2 separate regions of the Homo sapiens genome follow, and region 2 is linked to region 1. The links are chromatin loops, found by intact Hi-C in ENCODE. Cell type or tissue: endothelial cell of umbilical vein. All regions are shown on one strand.

Region 1 (4,000 bases):
TCAGTGTGCGGGGGTAATCTCTGGAGCGAGGGTGGCTCTTTAGACTCAAACTTTGTCAAGGAGTCTGGCCTTTGTCTTATGGCATCCCAGAGTTATTCAAAGCCCCTAAACAGGGCTTGTAAATTTAATTGAGGCAGCACCCTTGGGGGGGAAGGTCTGGAAGGGGACACACCTGGGAGCCACCAGAAATCAACTTTCTCAACAGCTGTAGTATTGTATGCCTGGATTCTGAAGAAAAGATCTGGATGGGACGACAAAGAATCTACTGCAAAAGGCAAAGCCAGTTCAGCCTAATAACAAAATATCCAGTAGCACTCTCATTTCAATTTATCTTTCCTTGATACCTGGACATAAATTCACCCTATGTCCACTGCACCTTTGTAATTATTTCTTTCTTCTAGGTGTGAAGGTATGTCTGTTCACTTATTAATTTGTCCTCAATCAAATGTTTCTTCTTTTCTATGCTCCTTTGCCTCTTTTCCAGCAATCTTTTGTTTCTCTCCATTTTTTGCCCAAAGCCAACTTCTCCCCTTATTAGCAGGAATGCATCTTTAATCCATCTTTCTTTTAAAAGACTGACAATGACTTTACCTAAAAGCTAATGTTTCATTCAATTATTAAAATATAGAGGTACTCCCCTGGGCAGCCTTGAAGTTATACACAGCCTCCCCTGAAGTTCAGTAACTCCATAGCAGTAGGAACTACATCTTGCTCAATTTTTGTCTATTATAGCTCTATTGTCTAGTAGAGTAATGGGCACAAAATTAATTGGAATAAAGATCAATTAACTGTTTCCCTCTCATCTTTTGATAATGGAAATCAAGCGTTTTAGGTGAGTATGTGAACACCCTTCTGCCGATATTTTTACTGTTGTTGTATAATTGCATCATGTGTGCCCATGAGACTAAATCTGTATCAGTACTAGGTAAGTGTAAGTAACTATGTGTACAACTTATGGGCATTGTAGACTCCTTACTTCTCTCTGCTAGCTGGATAATGGTAATGACTTACAGTATAATCAAAAACCTCTCAACCAGTCTTGGATTGCTCACTTCTAAACTATTATAGTAGAGACAAAAATGCTTTTCTTATTTAAAAAAAAAAACTATTTTTTTTTCAGGGGGTGGATGGATATTTATCTTGGATCTCAAATTGTTAACCATTTCCTGAAAATAAAATATGATTCCTGGAAGTAGGTTGCTATTATGAAAACAGTGATTATGTGTAACATGGGTAAAGTTGCATATGGAAACTTCACAAATATTGTGAGTCGGGAAACTGGAGAACATAATTATGCTGTGGCAAAATGTTTGGTAAAACTGTTGTTGACCTAGTGTGGAAGGCAGATCGTGTCCTCCTGAGATTCTAGCTCTGAGGAAGTTAGTTGACAAAATTCAGAATGATTCTGCATGCTGGCTGCTCCTCGTATGTTTAGTAAGTGGCTACAGAAAGGAAACTGACACAAAAACTGGCTGGGTTTGACATGGTTATGGATTTCAGAAGAGTGCCGGTAAGGGAGGATTGTTTGTGTCTAGGAAGTTAAAGTGATGGAATATCTAGACATTTTGAACCTTTCAAAGTTAAAAAGTCTAATGCTGTCTGTGTTTCAAACAGCAAGAGATAAGATGATTGCTTAAAGTTACCCAGATGTAAAGTCAGATCAAGAACATCCATTCTCTTTCTATTGTTTTAATTGGCTTCATGAGGAGAAATATTGCTGTTTTAATGATTTTGAACTGTTGAGATGTTTAGATGTGCCCCCTTTTACTTGTACTGACTGGAAGCAAAGAGTAAGAAAGAAGATATCCTACCACGTAGGCAATAGATTGCCTGGTTTTGAAGAGCCAAATTCAGATATGATAAAGAAGATTGCACATCACAAAATCCTGGATTGGGGGCTGGATGCAGTAACTGCATGGATGCTTACATGGCCAGAGTGGTGAACTGAGGGTTATTCTAACTGCTCCTAGTTTATAGTTTTCCATGCTTTCTTTTAGAAACAGATACTTTGATATTTAGCTAAACTCATTATCATCCAACAACATAAGTGTCTCCTTGTCGCTTCTATAGCTAGTTGTCACCATGTGACCAATTTTAACCAATGGTATAGGAGAAGAATTTATGCATTAAATTATTAGGTCATTTCATAAAAGATACTTTTGCTGGCCTTTCTCTCCTTTGTTGGCTATGAAATGGCAACAAATGTAACTACTGTGAAGTCTTATGTTTTACCTGGCAGAACTTCCCTGCCAGCCCTGGACCACTGAACCATGACATGGATGTCTCCGGATGTTGGGTTAAGAATAGACTCTAAGTTGGCAAGGATGGAAATGAGGTAATTGGGAGGCTATTCCAGGAATTTGAGTAAGAGTTTGAGACAATGGGTTGGGCAAGAGTGGTAACAGTAGACATAACGAGATTCTGAATACATTTTGACTTTAGGGTTAACAGGATTTCCTGACATATTGGAAACAGAGTTTCAGAATCATAATGTTAAGGGTGTTTTCTAAGATTTTAGTATGAGGAACTGGAATGAAATATATAAGATGTGGAATACTGCAGGTAGACATCTTTTGGAATGAAAGATCAGGAGTTCATGTTTGTCCATGGAAAGTTGGAAATGTTATTCACTATCTAAGTTGAGACTTTGAAAGGACAGTTGACAATGTGCATCTGAAGTAGAGAGAGTAGTTTGGACTGGGCATATACATTTAAGAATTTTCAGCAGTTATTTAAAAATTATTTCCCCAGCTTTATTATAAAATGTTTCAATTGAAAAACATTTCCAATATAAAAAGCTTATTAGAAACATTAGGATAGTTCATCCCTAAGTGCTTCAAACAGGGTATTCCACCACATTAATTATAATATCAGTGTCATGTCTAAGAAAAGTATTTTCTCAATAGTATTTAATACCATAAATAATATTTATGATATTATCCAATAAAACTTTAGTAAGACCATCTTGTCTTCTCCAATTATCTCAAATTTATTAACATAAAATAATAACGTATTTTATTACCTTTTCTTTCTTCAAATCACAATATAGTCAAGGTTCAAATATTGCACTCGGTTATTACATATCTTATAATCAGAAAGAATTCCTTCACATCTTTTTGTCATGAAATAGACTCTTCTAAATGACAAGATTAGTATTTTTGTTGAGTATTTCACATTTCAGATATGTCTAATTGTTTCTGCATCATGTAATAATATTTTTGTAGTACCTTTATTTTTAGTAAACTCAAAATTAGGTCTAATGCCTTAAATATGTTTGGCTTAAACACATTTGTCAAGACTACTAGTTGTGCTAAATTTGGTCACACCTCTAAGGGGATTATGTGAACCTATATTTCCATTGTAAAGATACACATACACACTTACACACACACACACACACTCCAGAGGTTTATAAATGTGTATGCATTGTGTGGAAAGAGGGATGATTTTTTGCATTGTGCATTTTGGATTCTTTCTCCAGAAACTTTTTGTTCCTAATAGTTGTAGCAATTGATGATCCTTGCCTCAATCAATTACTTTACAACTGCAAATTGTGATTTTTTTCAAATTGTAACATTACGTATAATATATATGATATGGTTTGGATCTGTGTCCCCCCAGATCTCATGTTGTATTGTAATCCCCAGTGTTGGAGGTGGGGCTTGCTGGTAGGTGATTTGATCATGGGGGTGGATTTCTCATGAATGGTTTAGTGCCATTCCTGCTTGGTGCTGTTCTCGTGATAGTGAGTGAGTTTTCATGCGATGGGGTTGTTTAAAAGTGTGCAGCACCTGCCTCTTCACTCTCTCTTGCTCCTTCTCTGGCCATGTGAAGTGCTGCTCCCCTTTTGTCTTCCACCATAATTGGAAGCTTCCTGAGGCCTCCCCAGAAGTAAATGCTGCTATGCTTCTTGTACAACCTGCAGAACCATGAGCCAATGAAGCCTCTTTTCTTTATAAGTTACTCAGTCTCAGGTATTTCTTTTTCTTTTCTTTTTTTT
Region 2 (4,000 bases), 910 kb after region 1:
CTTTTATTAGTATAAATAATGACTGCCTGAGTGAAAACATAAAAGTTAAATTGGGCTTCCTCATAAAATCACTTTTTGGGGTTGACATGTTCTCCTGGCATCCAGAGACCTATCATATAGACTGACAAGCAAAACTAACTAGGCATGAGGGACTGCTCCAAGTAGATCTCCAGCCCAGCAACGTTATAGCTAATTGAAGAACAAGGACAGGGTAACTTCTCAGCTGTTTCTAAAATTACATCTTTATTGTTTGAAAACATATGCATGATCTGTAACCTGTGTCTGGTGCAATCATTTTGAAGTCACCTGATGGGAACAGGACAGAGTGAATACTACACCAGGTACTTTTCTGGCTTCTCAAATATGGGATAAAATGATAGTAAGGTAAAATAAACCTAATGTAGCCGAATTACTGGCTTTTTTCCAAAGGAATTTCCAGTTCATGTTGCCCTATATGATAAACAAAGACACCATAGACTGAAAAAAAGTTTTAACAGGAATTTAAGCTTTTAGAACCTCTAGACAGTTAAAGAATCTTTGAGATTATCACTTTAAATGATGACCTATGTAAGGATAAAGTGATGTACTTAAGGTCAAACACTAAGTTTAATCATCAGAGGTGTAACTACAATTTTATCTTGCCTTGGTCAAATATTCTTGGACACTTAGACTGAAATTATTGCCCAAGACTTGCACAGGTCTGAGCAAATGCATGCTGTCCTCAGCCAGTGGCCCTGCAAACGTCAAGACAATGGGCTGTTATTCCTTCCAGTCCATTGTCTTGGTGCTTACAGGTCACTGGCTGATCTCTGAATCACTCCTTAAATCCAAATTTGAGATCCAGTACTCTTTGTCCTTCTTTAAATCTCCTCCAGGTTCACCCCTTCTCATTTAGTTTATTACAGAAAAAAGAGAGAGATTTTAGCTTATTTTCTGCCATCAAGAGAGGGTTCAACTGTTAACATTTCCTAGAAATGATTTGCCTTTATTCTGAATTAATAAGGCCTTGGTCCTTAGAAACACAACAGCTTGTATTTTTTCTATGGAGAAAAGGAAAGTATTTTGTTTCTTGAGCTCCTCCTTTTTAGTGTAAGATGGAGCTGAAATATATTGTTGAGAAGAAATTAAGAAGAAATTAGCAGCAATAAAGAACAGGAAAGGGATTTCCAGGCACAGGACATAATACCTGTAAAGACTGTAAGATAGAAAAAGAGTTGAGTAGATGAGAAGGAGAAAGAAATCTGTAATGTCTGGAACATAAAAAGTGAGAAGAAAGTTGGAAGGAAATAGGATTGGAGGAACAGTATAAGGATTGGCATTCATGGTGCTGTAGAATAGGGTAATGATTTACTTTTTTTTAGCCTAAATGAAATGAAAAGAATATTGATGGCTTCATGGATACAGATAGATCATTTATAATTTTAATAAATATCCCTAATGTAATGGAAAATTGATGAGGAGGATGAAACAGTAGAAGAGGAAAAAGATCTAAAGAGATTATTGTAGGAATCCTAGTGAAAAAGAATAGTGGCTCAGATTAAGGTGACAGCACAAGAGATGAAGAATAGTGTATATTTTACATATTTAAAACCAGTGGAGGTAAAATCAACAGGATCTGTTGGTGAATGGATATATTTTAGAAAACTTGATTGATGGTGCTGGGGATTATATTTGACGAGGACATTTAAATCTGAGATGCTCATGAGATATTTGCTTAGAGATTTTAAGATGATTACATATTTTATTCTTTTCTAAGTGTTACAGAATTGCCATAATGCAAAACTCTCAAAGAAAATCATTTTATCATTTTTATATCTTCAGAACTGAGCATGGTACATAGCTCATATTAGGTAATCAGTATATATTACTGTTTATTCTATGAACTGTTGAAGTATAGGATCCAGATCTGATTTCTTATTTAGAGAATACTAGTGAATATAACTAATGGTAATGGTATCTAAGAAAATTATAAATTTAGAGAATGGAAAGAAGAGAGATGAGAAATGAATTTGGTGAAGTAGTAATCTTTGATCTTGAAGGCCTCATACGTGACTTCTCAATGTTGGTGGTATTGTTACCTTAAATCCTTATACCCTTGACTATTGCTAACCTTGGAGTTAACTTAAATCTGCTAATTTGTATAAGGATTACATACTGAAGCCAGTCATCCTTAGGGGAAGTCGGGAAATCAAACAGTCACTTAGGAGCTATTTATAAGTGTTTGAGCCGAATGATATCCTGAATACATCGCAACATGACTTCCAGGATATGAGTAAGAAGGCTGACTCATTTAGTCATATTTGGGTGCCACTTACATTTTCTTATTTCATGCCATGTCCTGTGAGGCACTTAAATTTTTCAAGAGAAAAAAATAATTATTTCCCCTTATTTTAGAATCCTTTACAAATAACAACCCTAAAAGGAATTTATCACTATTATAGAGAAGAGACTGATCAGACGGTGGTAGAATCTTGGCCTGGGAAACTAAAACAAATGGCAATGACGCTAACATTGGTCTTACAGCTGGGTTTCTGACTTTAGTTATACGCAGGGTGATTGTACGCAAATTATTTTGCTTTTTTGAGTTTTAGTTATTATAGGTTTATGTGATACATGATATATATGTATATGTGTCTATAAGAATATATATGTAATGCATGTATATTTATTTTCTTAGTTTCTTAATAATGAATATATATGAATATATATGTATGTGTGTATATATATTCATTATTAAGACATTTTAGATTCCCAGATTATTTTGTTTTCTATGTCACTACTAGATTCCAAGTGACTAGACATTATTTTGAAATCTTATGTCCAGGGGATAGTAAAATTTATCTTATTATTCTTTCCTGGTTGAATAGGTGATAAGAGACAATAGAAAATTCGGGGTTTTTAATACCACATGTCATAGTCTAAATGTTTGTATCTTCTTCAAATTCATGTGATAAAACCCAGTCCCCAATGAGATAATACTAGAAGATAGGGCTTTGGCGGGTGAATAGATCATGAGGGCAGAATCGTCATGAATGGGATTTGTGCCCTTAAAAAAGAGACTCCAGGGAGCTAGCTAGTCCCTTTCACCATGTAAAGATGCAGCAAGAGGACATCCTTTATGAGGAATGGGCCCTCACCAGACACCAATATGCTGGTTTCTGGATATTGGACATTTCAGCCTCCAGAACTGTGAGAAATATGTCTTAATTGTTGATAAGCCACACAATTTTTGGCATTTTTGTTAAAGCAGTCAAAATGAACTAAAACACCACAATAATACAAATAGTTTATAGGGCAATATTAGAGAACCTGTCAAACCAAAGTGCTCATTTCAGATCTAATTCCAGTTTAAAAAACATGGGAAGTAGTGCTATTTCTTCCCATATTTCCGGGCCTATGATAAAAGTACCAATGTAGAGAACAGATTGTGGCACTCAAGAAATATTGCTCACATTTTAGGATTTTTAATGGGTAGTGCCCCTAATATTCAACACAGGATTACATTGTTCACACATTGGATGTTTATAAACAGGTAGTTAAGATAAAGATTGTGTTACAGATAAAGTTTTAGGAATTTAAAGAAATCATAAACCTCAAGTAAGCTATGTGACTTTTCCAAGTCTTTGAATCTCTGACACATATTTTGCCCATTTATAAAATGAGGAGATTAGATGATCATTAGATAATCTACAGAAAAGAGTGACATATTTTGCCTTTTTATAAAAAAATGGGGATTAGTTGATCATTAGATCATCTACAGAAAGGAGCGTAGTATGCATGCAAAGTGTTATACGAGAACTGAATTTGAGTTGCATCATTAATGATGAGGAGTAATGAAACCGATGAAAGGAAAAAGTAGTTTCACTAGGGGATATAAAAGAAGCAGAATGTCAAAGTGGATATAAGCACGGTGTTTGTAGAACAGTGAAAAGACTTCAACATGATTAATCATCAGGTTCCATGAGTTTGGTCAACAGTTGACACAGTTTCCTCTGAAATC

What was found. A loop is a pair of places that touch in the nucleus more often than their neighbours do. Peaks named below come from ENCODE experiments on the same cell type or tissue, not always from the same donor. Only the 100,000 strongest peaks of a DNase experiment are listed, where the experiment ranks them.
Region 2: it touches region 1 in a loop (5-fold over the local background); 1 of 110 quality-filtered maps calls a loop at or near these places.

What each region holds. Positions count from the first base shown.
Region 1 is chr3:192,053,410-192,057,409 of GRCh38, reverse strand. No RefSeq gene overlaps it. Among named protein-coding and RNA genes, the nearest start is that of FGF12-AS1, 180 kb to the left of the region's middle. In endothelial cell of umbilical vein, no CTCF peak of the experiment used is centred here; DNase peaks (open chromatin) are centred at 1,299 and 2,349; H3K27ac peaks cover 2,581 bases.
Region 2 is chr3:191,140,147-191,144,146 of GRCh38, reverse strand. No RefSeq gene overlaps it. Among named protein-coding and RNA genes, the nearest start is that of OSTN, 57 kb to the left of the region's middle. In endothelial cell of umbilical vein, no CTCF peak of the experiment used is centred here; DNase peaks (open chromatin) are centred at 736 and 2,216; H3K27ac peaks cover 1,760 bases.